Regions from separate parts of the Homo sapiens genome. Here region 2 is linked to region 1. The links are chromatin loops, found by intact Hi-C in ENCODE. Cell type or tissue: heart right ventricle. All regions are shown on one strand. Each heading gives the region's core, and the rest is flanking DNA. Links, peaks and the distances in the headings are about the cores only. Region 1 overlaps A1CF (APOBEC1 complementation factor). Region 2 holds the start of A1CF (APOBEC1 complementation factor).

Region 1 (5,389 bases), core at 125-5,124:
GACTAGGATATCCTCCAATCTGGTATCATGCCAAACAACACTATGTTTGGGGAACAGCACCCGAAATGCTGCTAAAAAGCTACCTCATGTCAAGAAAATATGGATTTCAAAAAATATCTGGCACAGTGGCCCATGCCTATAACCCCAGTACTTTGGGAGGCCAAGGCAGGAGGATTGCTGGAGGCCAGGAGTTCAAGACCAGCCTGGGCAACATGGAGAGACTCCGCCTCTACAAAAAAAAAAAAAACAAATTTAATTTAATTGGCCAGTTGTGGTGGCGTGGGCCTGTGGTCCCAGCTACTTGGGAAGCTAAGGCAGGAGGATTGCTGGAGGCCTGGAGGGCAAGGCTGCAGTGAGCCATGTTCACATCGCTGCACTCCAGCCTGGGTGACAGAGCAAGACCCTGTCTCCAAAAAAGCAAAAATAAATATCTAACAAAAAGGAACCTGTTTCCAAACCACAGTTTCTTAACTTTTTCATGATGGAATAGAAATTAAACTATAAGTATATACTGATAATAGCTGTGCAGGAAATTGGTTTTTATTTTACTTAAAAGTATTTTTTAGAAAAAATGTTATTCTGATTGCATAGATTAGCAAAATATTGCATCAATATAATGTTCCATTTTTATTAATTTTTGTTATATTCTAAATGACCGTTTTATAATTCTGTCTTGGACAACTGGGCCACAGTTAGAATCCACATAGACAGGGAGGTTCTTAGGTGTGCCATTTGTAGAATAAAGGGCAATCAAGTTAATATTCGGGGTAAATTTTCATTGCATTCTAACCTATGAAGTTTGATAAAGTATATTATTATTGAACAACTCTAACACTAAGATTTCCTAAAAGTAACTTACAACAAAAAATGAACTATGTGCTCAATATTCACATAAAGTCATGATTATTCTCTTCTTGCATTCATATAAAAGTTCCCAGGGGGAAGAAAATATATCTAAAAATTAGACTAGAAACTTGGCACTTTTTATGTATTGTAGATACACTTTCATATATTGTAAATACATCTGTTAAAGATAAAACTAAGTTTCTAACATAGCACTACAAGGAAACTTTGGATAAATATTTTTAAAAAGAAAATGTTAATAGGATAACTTAAGATTTTGTATATACTTATTGGAAGACAGGAAGAAACTAGGCAGTAAATATTCCTACCTGACGTGCAACCATTGTCAATCAGGTTTTGTTAAACTGTCAAATTTGATTTTGAAATTTTAGTTTGCCCAAATAATATCTTGAAAATGCTCTGAATTTTACTAGAACATATTCATAGAAAGTGTAATGTATCTACCAGGCTCTATGTTTGTGTTTGCCAACATTAGAAAAACAAAGTAAGTTGCGCTATAATGAGTGAAACTAAGGAAAATGAGATTTTTCTGACTCCCATTCCCTCTCTTAAAAAGTAAAATATTTAAGCTTTTTTTATTAAAGGAAAAATGGGTACAGAATACTCTATTGCCCTCCAAATGTCCAACATTTTTAAAGCCATGTTGTCCAACAATGTTTATACAGAAAATAGAATGCATAGGTTTAATATAGATAGCAATGTATATGTAGGCTCATTTGTGGGAGATTGCAAACTTTATGTGCCCCCAGTTCTCCTTGGTTTTGTAGGAAAGCTAAAAGAAAACCTTGTACTCTCACTAATAATGAAATTCATAGCCAATTTAGAAAGGGAAAATAACCTGAAAACCAAAATACCTCATTCATCTGAAGATGCCTGGAATAAAATATGGAATTCTTCTGTACCTACCTCCCCCTTACAGACTTTTCTCCTATTTTGAGAGAGAAATTCAAGAAGAAGAATACAGCTTGTTCTCTTTCCACAAATGATACTTTGTCTAAGGGAATAGGAGATACCAAGAAACAGTATCTTTAAAAAAGTAAGCTGCCCACAGGCCTTCTTGGAGAATGAAGAATATCAGCCCCATTCAGGGTTTACCAATGTCTCTCTGAGGTGACAATACATTCTGGTTTTCCAGGACAGTCCTGGCTTAGGTCTGCTGTCCTTCTATAAATATTAACAATGATCCCTCTTATTTCCAAACGTGTCCCAGTTTAGACAACAAATTATACAGTGTCTGCCCCCAACACACACACACACACCCCACCATCTTTATGGGTTGTTGTTGTTTTCTTGTTGTTTTTAATTTTGTAGAATTGGCTTTGTCTTCTCCAAAGCAGATAACAGCTTAAACTAAAGAGCCTAGCTACTTCTTTCTGACTGAGCAGGGTCATAGTAAACAGAGAAGAATGGATCACTTCCTCCTCTGAAATCTCCATCAATCCACTTTCTGTCCAACTATCTCTCTACCCAGCCTATTTTTGGTCCTAGTTTTCCTCTCATAACCCCTGGGCTGTGAGTCCTGAGTTCTGCCTTCATATGGCAGAGCAAGCTAGTCATTATTATGCCAGGTTAGGTGGTGGGGCAAGACAAAAGATAGCTCTTGGGGACACTTGCTTGGTCTGTAGAGATCCACAGGGCACTAGTAGGGTATTAGAGCATTTATTGGTTTCTTTCTTCCTTGAGTTGAGTTACTTCTATCCCAAAACAGACAGGTCTTACGTTAACCTTCACCTTAAAAAGGATATTGCCTTTTTTCCTTCTGCTTCACAAATTTGCTCCAACACTAATTCCCTTGCATTTGATTTCATCATTATGATTGTTCATCAACCATTCTTCACGAAAAATCCTCACATCACGTCATATAAAGGTTTTATTATTTTTAATGGAAAATAACATTGAGAGATTATTTTCCTTTTTCATAAAATTTCCCTTTTTCCCTCCCTCTATTCTCTTCACTAACATTGGAAATTAAACAAGTTTTACAGGCTCTATTGTTATTAACCCTCAAATCTATTCTTCAGAGAATATATGATCAGCCTGTGTTTACTATGCACCTACTCTTATACCAGAAACTGTGAATACAAATACATATATTTCCTACTTCTCTCTTTAATTGGGGCACACAGTCCCATGGTCCATTCTGCATTTTTCAAAATTGAATATAATTGCAACACCTGATAGGTTTTGCCACTTAGAATTCTGAAAATAAATCAACTCTGTTCTAAACCTTAAGTTTCCACTATTATTGCCAAACTCTGGACTGATACAATAAGCCTTTTAAAAGGTGAATTTAACACTTCACCTATTATGGTTATTTAAGTAAAATGAGTTTTCAAATATTTCCCCCAGGAGAAATATAAAGGACTATGCAAAAATAGAAGGAGAAAAAGGTTAGTTAGAGGTCCAGAAGGAGAATTAAAACATGGAATTGATAAATTCACCTACTGATTTATGATGTTAATGAGCAGGTACCTATACATTTTATTTACTTGAAAACATTTTGGCCATTAACTATTTCTGTTTTCTAAATACATTTGTGTTTATAAAATTTTAAAATCTATATCACAAGACTTAGACATGCCTTTCTTTGCAATAAAGTATATATACCTTTTTACAAATGTAAATTTTATTTTGAAACTTGGCATTTTCTTTATAATTCCTAAGATATCTTTGGGCACACAGACTACAGATAAATCTATTTAAATCAATTCATCATTATCACTGGTTTAAATATTTAATGTAACCATTGGAATTTTTATTCTTATTCCTTCAGAGAATTCTCCTTTTCTTCTATGTTTCTGACTGCAATACAGCCCGATATTGTTATTCCCTATATCTTAATGAAAAGCAAGCTGTCAGCAAAATGCATTTATAGTTTCCAGATGTTTAACAATCTCTTTCTTCTTTTCTTTTTTGTTATTATTTTTATTTATGTGAAGTTAGTTAGCTGAGGTACCAAAAAAGAGACAAAGACAGTATTAAAAAGTGTGCATAAAGCACTTATTTTTGTACTTTAGTACAATGTTTTATAGAACTTTGTGATCTATCTAAATATATTAAGTAAAATTACACCATTCACTTGTTGGGAAAATAATCTTTGGTTTGGAAGATATTAACATAATGGGCATCTTAGAATCATAAATCACATGAAATGAGAGACAATGCAATATTGTATAATTCCTGGATGATGCAATTGTTTTAATTGAATTTTCAAGTGCCATTATAAAGTTTTAAAAATTATCAATATGAGTTGGTGCCTAATTTTTTCTTTCCTAAAAATAAAATTTTTTCTTTTTGTGAGTAAATACCTGAATATTAATAATCCATAATTGCAATGTGGTTTTGACAACTTCTTTACATGATTCACATCTTCTATATAAGTTCACTCTTCTGAGATTAAATGCAACTTTTAATAATTAAATGCATTATTTTTCAATCCATAAAAAGACAAGAGAAATACTTAGCAATTAAAATATTGAGAAAACATGACTCCAGAAAGGTAAGTGGGCCCTGAAATCAACATTTGCCTGGGGGCATCTGCTGATCCCTAAGAACTAGAGCAAACTATTCCTCCAGGACCAAATCCAGCTGCCTGATGTTTGTTGGCCCTTGAGTTAAAAATGACTGTTATGTTTTTAAAAGGTTGAGCTGAGAATGTTTTTCACATTTTTGAAAGGCTGGTTTAGAGAAAAAAAAAAGGAAGAACATGTAACTAAGACCACATATGGCCCACAGAGCCTAAAATATTTACTATCTGGTCCTTGACAGTGAAAGTTTGCTAAGCTTGCCCTAAGCTAATACCACATATTTTAGCTTCTGTTACCTGTAGCACCCCACTTCTTGATGCCGAATTCTGAATTAGCTAAGACTAGGTTTGGTTGGCAGTGACAGTATTCCCAAATAGCAATAGTTTAAATAAGATAGCAATTTATTGTCTCTTACCCAAAAGTCCCAAAGGGCAGTACAATGCTGGTACTGTGCTTCACAGTTTCATGAACATAGGCTTCCTTTTGTTGCTTTACTTGAATGGTCTCGATCTCATTGCCTAAGATTTACATCCAAGTAGAAAGATAGAGAAAGGACAAAGAAAGGGAAGGGCACCCACGAGCTGTCCCTTTAGGAGAGCTACTGGAAGCTGCCACAGGACACTGTAGTTTACATCACATTGGCCAAAATTTAAGCATGTGGCCACACCTAGCTGCAAGAGAAGATGGGAAATGTAGTCTTTATCTAGGCAGGAAAAAAATTCTTTTACTATGAAAGAACGGAAGAATGAATACCAAGAGAAAACTAGCAAAGTCTGCTACAAATTCCTACATCACAGGAAGGATGTGATGTTTAAATTAAGTAGGCATATGAAAACATCTGGCGCTGGCCTTTCATGATGGGTACTTATGAATCTTGGCTCTGTATCCAACCACCTGATGGGTTCTTCTTGCCCACTGCACAGACAAAACCAATTCACTGAGACCATGACATTGCAATAAAGAGTTTAATAGACATGAAGCCAGCCATACCATGTGGG
Region 2 (5,389 bases), core at 150-5,149, 87 kb before region 1:
GTGAATTAAACAACCCCACCCACACACCCACCAAACACTCAAAAATAGAATGTTGAATTCCAAGGACACTGAAATCAATGAAGAGATTTTTTTTTTTTTGAGATGGAGTCTTGCTCTGTTGTCCAGGCTAGGGTGCAGTGGTGCGATCTTGGCTCACTGCAACCTCCACCTCCCAGGTTCAGGTGATTCTCCTGCCTCAGCCTCCCGTGTAGCTGGGATTACAGGCACCAGCCACCATGCCTGGTTAATTTTTGTATTTTTAGTAGAGACAGGGTTTTGCTATCTTGGCCAGGCTGGTCTCGAACTCCTGACCTCATGATCCACCTGCAAGAGATATTTTTATTGAGCCAGGGCAGGGAGGATGGTGGCAGGGAAGGAAGCTTCTTATTCTTGGTAATCTTTGACTTTTAGTTATATTTTGTTTTTTTTTTAAGCTTTACGTTTTGCCTTCACCAGCAAAAATTAATGATTTTTACCTAAATGTACTCTGATAGTGAAAGCAAGATTCGTTAAAATCCATAAGCCAAATATTTCATGTATGAATGATTGATCATTGCAACCACCGAATGAGTACTTACTATGGACCTGGTATAGCCTATTTTTGTAAGTCTCTTCTTTTTTGAGCATTCTCATTTCAGCAAATAGTATCACCATCCAGCCAATGGCTGCATTCAGTAATTTGAGACTTGTCCTTTAGATGTCATGCCCTGCTCAGTTCCCATATCCTCTTGATGATTTACCTCCTACACATTTCATGGACCTTGTCTACTTTTCTCTTTTCCCAGAGCCACCACCCTAATCTTAACTACCATCACCTGCCACCTCCCCTCTTACTGGTCTCTTTTAGATGCTTTGCCTCCTTCAAGTTCAAATCACCAACTTACTTGAATATGTACAAGAGTAAAATTATTCTAAGACAACAAAAAAAAAAAAAAAAAAAGGAGAGAAGCAGGCAGTGTTATCCCATGGCAATTTATTCTCCACTCTACACCCAGAATCTACACAAATAGTCCAAGTGGCTCCCCTTCTTCAGATGCTTCCGTGACTTCCTTCCCATTGGCCCTGGATAATGCTGGGAATCTAGTGATGGCCCTTTATGAATCGTCTGACTTGGCTACCTACTCCAGTCAATTTCCCCATCATTTTCCCTCTTGCCCTTCACAACCGACCTTCTACCAGTTTTTTGAATGTGCCTAACTCATGCGAACTCAGGGCATCCCTATGAGCTATTTCCACTCACTAGAATGCCCACCTCCCATCCACACATCCTTCAGGTCTCAGCTTAAATGTCTTGTGTTCTGGAAGGCTTTCCTCAAGTACCTCCCAACCCACCCAGCCCTACACAAGGTTAGGTCCCTATGTTTTATGTTCTGTTTAGCATTCTGTACTTCTCCTTCATAACACTTATTACAACTATAATTAGTTAATCATTGGGGTATATGCTTAATGTGTGTACCTTCCATCTGGTCTGTTAACCACTGAATCCCTTAAGACTAGCACAGTATTTTCCAAACGCTTAAAATTGTGATCCACAATAAAAAATAAAGTTTACTTCATAACCAATACACACAGATAGATACATAATTAGAAAAAAAGTTTCATAAATAGTATTACCCCTTTCTTTTTTGTTTTTTGGTTTTTTTGTTTGTATTTTTTTTGAGACAGTGTCTCGCTCTGTCACCCAGGTTGGAGTGCAGTGGCCCGATCTCTGCTCACTGCAAGCTCCGCCTCCCAGGTTCGCGCCATTCTCCTGCCTCAGCCTCCCGAGTAGCTGGGATTACAGGCACCCACCACCACGCCCAGCTAATTTTTTGTATTTTTAGTAGAGACAAGGTTTCACCGTGTTAGCCAGGATGGTCTTGATCTCCTGACCTGGTGATCCGCCTGCCTCGGCCTCCCAAAGTGCTGGGATTACAGGCATGAGCCACCGCGCCTGGCCAGTATTACCCTTTCTAGATGCAATTCACTTGATATTTTCTGTTCTATTTTAATATGTTAGATACAACCCACTTTATTGATTTTATAGCCTACTAATAGACTCAAATCTCATTTTAAGTAATCACCTTTCTAATGCAACACTTAGCAGAGAGAAGTTTCTCAGTAATTGTTTGTAGAATAAAGTAATAGAAAATTCACATTTACCAGCCACTATCTAAACTGGTTTATTTTTACAAAGTAAAGGCAAATCTTGCCATCCTGGGTACAGTTAGCTCTCTTGATTAGACTGATGAGATCAAGGTCATAAATTTGATCTCATTCTGATGGATTGGTTTCTCTGTCCCAGGGCCAGAGACTTTCTCTCTAAGTACCCCTCAGAAAAAGAAAGGCTGATCCATTGTTTTTATTTTTATTCCTGATCAGTGTATTCCTATCCTTGTAACAAAATGGTTTAAAAAACAAAAGCAATAAAAATAGAAAGCAATAACCTAATAATTCATTACTACCAAATTCATTACTACCACTGGCTGTTAGGAGTAATATATGAATTGTCCTACGGAAATCATCAGATTTTGGGTTAATGCGATTGTAGTCCTGCCCTGTTGAATGCCAGGATCCATCAAATAAGCAACTGACATGTTTTTAATAACTGGTTACAATAGACTGAATGTTTGTGTTTCTCCTAAAATTAATATGTTGAAACCCTAACCCCCAATGTGATGGTATTTGGAAATAGGTCCTTTTGGAAGTAATTATGGTTAGAGTAGGTCATGAGGCTAGGTCCCTCATGACCCTCAGGACCTAGGTCCCTCATTTTAAAAATAGGTGCCCTTATTTTTAAAAAGGAGAAGACATGAGATCTCTCTTTCTGCATGCATGCACCAAGGAAGGCCATGTAAGGACATAACCAAAAAGAGGGTCCTGCTGGCACCCTGATTTTGGATTTCCAGCCTCCAGAACGATGAGAAACAAGTGTTTGTTGTTGAAGCTACCCACTGTATGGTTTTCTTTTTGTTTTCTTTTGTTTTGTTTTTAGATGAAGTCTCACTCTGTTGCCCAGGCTGGAGTGCAGTGGCATGATCTTGGCTCACTGCGAACTCCACCTCCCGGGTTCAAGTGATTCCCCTGCCTCCGCCTCCCAAGTAGCTGAGACCACAGGTGTGCACCACCATGCCCAGCTAATTTTTTTGTATTTTAGTAGGGATGGGGTTTCGCCATGTTGGACAGGATGGTCTCAATCTCCTTACCTTGTGATCCACCTGCCTCAGCCTCCCAAAGTGCTGGGATTACAGGCATGAGCCACCACACCCAGCCTTGTATGGTATTTTATTATAGTAACCTGAATGGACTGAGACTCTAGTTAATATCGTTCCTTTTACCTGTTGTGTTTTGGTGTTTCCATCAGATGCCTAAAAATCCTAGCTTTCCTTTCTTCATCTCCACTTATCACCATCTAAGCCCCTATCACAAAAAACAATAAAAGAAACCCTCTCAAAACTGTCCATCTTACAACATCAACAGTTCTTTATTGGACTGGGCAAACTCAAAGAATTCCCCACTCAATTGGGAACCATGCAACCCCAGACTGAGCTTTCACTAGGAAACCATCAGGGCTACTTTGTGAGGGAATCCCTTCCCAAGAAGGAAGTAGAGGGATGTGTCCCTCATTCAGCTATCTAGCTGGGTGGGGCATAAATGCTTTCTCTAGGTCTAACATCAGGGGAGCAATTCTGGGGTAAAACAATTGTTCCTGGGGTGTTTTTGTTAAACTCTATCATCCATTGCTATGGGAAAATGGTAAATCATTTCATGTTTGAGAACTGAAATAATTCCATGTTTGAGAACTAAAAACTGTAAGCAGAACTAGCATTCCAACAGTATCTTTTATCTCTTCTCTTACATATTCATAGATGTGCTTAATTGATGGATCTTCCTTTGCGTCTATATTATAGAAGGATTGCTTGTTTTGTGCTTTTCTATAGACAAAAATGCTCTCTTAATAGTTGGTTCCTAGAAAATTAGACTCCTTTTACTAGAACTAAAGGCAAGTAGGGGTATCCTCTAATTCTAGTTTTGGAATGTGTGGTTTCCAAGCTCTTAAACCAAAATTTACTCAAAATTAGGAAGGTTTTGGTTCTTCTTCCTTTTTTAAATGTGGGCTTTATTACCCTTAGGGATTTCTTCTGTAGACTACAGCTCTTACCAGAGAACTCAGAGTATAATGTTTGTATTTCTGAAAGCACCATTTCTCTATTTTTCAAGAAACTCAGTTACCACTGAGATTTCAGGCAATGAACAATAGCATCAGCTATCATATAACCCCAGTATGTAGCTGATTATTGTGCTTCTCACACAGTGGCCTCCTCTTAAAATCTAAATGAGCAGCTTGTATACAAAGAAGTATGCTTTCCCCAACCTGATCTGGCCTAAATCTATCTACTTTGTTATATAAATGCTTTGTGTATTTTCTGTTTGTAAGCCAGCATTTATCTACGTACTTGACCTAAAACTCCACACTTTACTCCATGTAATATAGTGATATAAAAAGTGTAAAACAAAGAAATATTCTCCTAAATTACCTTAGCTATAATATCACTTTGACATAGTAAAAAACAAAGGAAGTAACATAAAGGAAAGCTTAGGTATCCAATTGCAGTGAGTTTTTACTTTTTAAATATATCGTATAAGCCAATAAAATATCTTCAAAATAATATTTACCCCAACATTTTTACAACATTTATTTTAATTTTATAAACAAATAACAAAGATAGTTTTAGTAGATTATATCTGGGCTGTAGTGACCCAATTATCTGGTCAAAGGGCTGCATGGATGCAAGAGACAGGGTGAGTTAAAGTTTAACTCCCAGGAATTGTAAACCAAACCTAAAGCCACTGAACCTTTGGAGTTTGATATGACGATTAGAGCATAACCCGAGTGACACGTTGAATTCGCCATAATCAAGGAAACCTTTTCCGGGTGGGGATCTCTGAAATTACTCAGGTATGATCCATGTGTTTTGCTTTTTTCTATTTCAACTCTGTGAAACTGTGTATTGTGGTATCAGTGGGAATGCAGTGAAAACAGCTTTTACCCTCTTCTGTTATCGAGCCTAATTCAAAGAATTATCTAGCTTGTTTTTAGACTAATGAAACAACCAGAAAACAAAAGAATATATTGGAATTATTATATAATCTCTAAATGAGATAGCTGCCAGGATTTAATAAATTTCTGTAGACTTACCACGGAGGGTTCAAGAGTGGAGCCAATGTTGTGAGAAGTTTATTTAGCTCTAACCAGACAGCAGGGAGAGTTGTGGTTGAGTGCCTGTCCCAATCCTAGGACCCTGAGAAACAAAAATATAATTAACAAAAGAAATAGTATTAACATCACCAGCAGATTTTGAGTTCTGTGTGTGGGTCATAATTCCTATCATACTTTAGACTTCATATA

Evidence for each region. Peaks named below come from ENCODE experiments on the same cell type or tissue, not always from the same donor. Only the 100,000 strongest peaks of a DNase experiment are listed, where the experiment ranks them.
Region 2: a loop joins it to region 1, with 27 times the contacts of the local background. A loop is called at or near these places in 5 of 110 quality-filtered maps.

What each region holds. Positions count from the first base shown.
Region 1 is chr10:50,798,128-50,803,516 of GRCh38, reverse strand. A1CF (APOBEC1 complementation factor) reads left to right here. Exons shown (of 13, transcript NM_014576.4): 13 at 1-4,108. Among named protein-coding and RNA genes, the nearest start is that of ASAH2B, 61 kb to the right of the region's middle. In heart right ventricle, for the core only: no CTCF peak of the experiment used is centred there; no DNase peak of the experiment used is centred there.
Region 2 is chr10:50,885,131-50,890,519 of GRCh38, reverse strand. It overlaps A1CF (APOBEC1 complementation factor), which reads left to right and starts at 4,893. Exons shown (of 13, transcript NM_014576.4): 1 at 4,893-4,939. In heart right ventricle, for the core only: no CTCF peak of the experiment used is centred there; no DNase peak of the experiment used is centred there; H3K27me3 peaks cover 423 bases.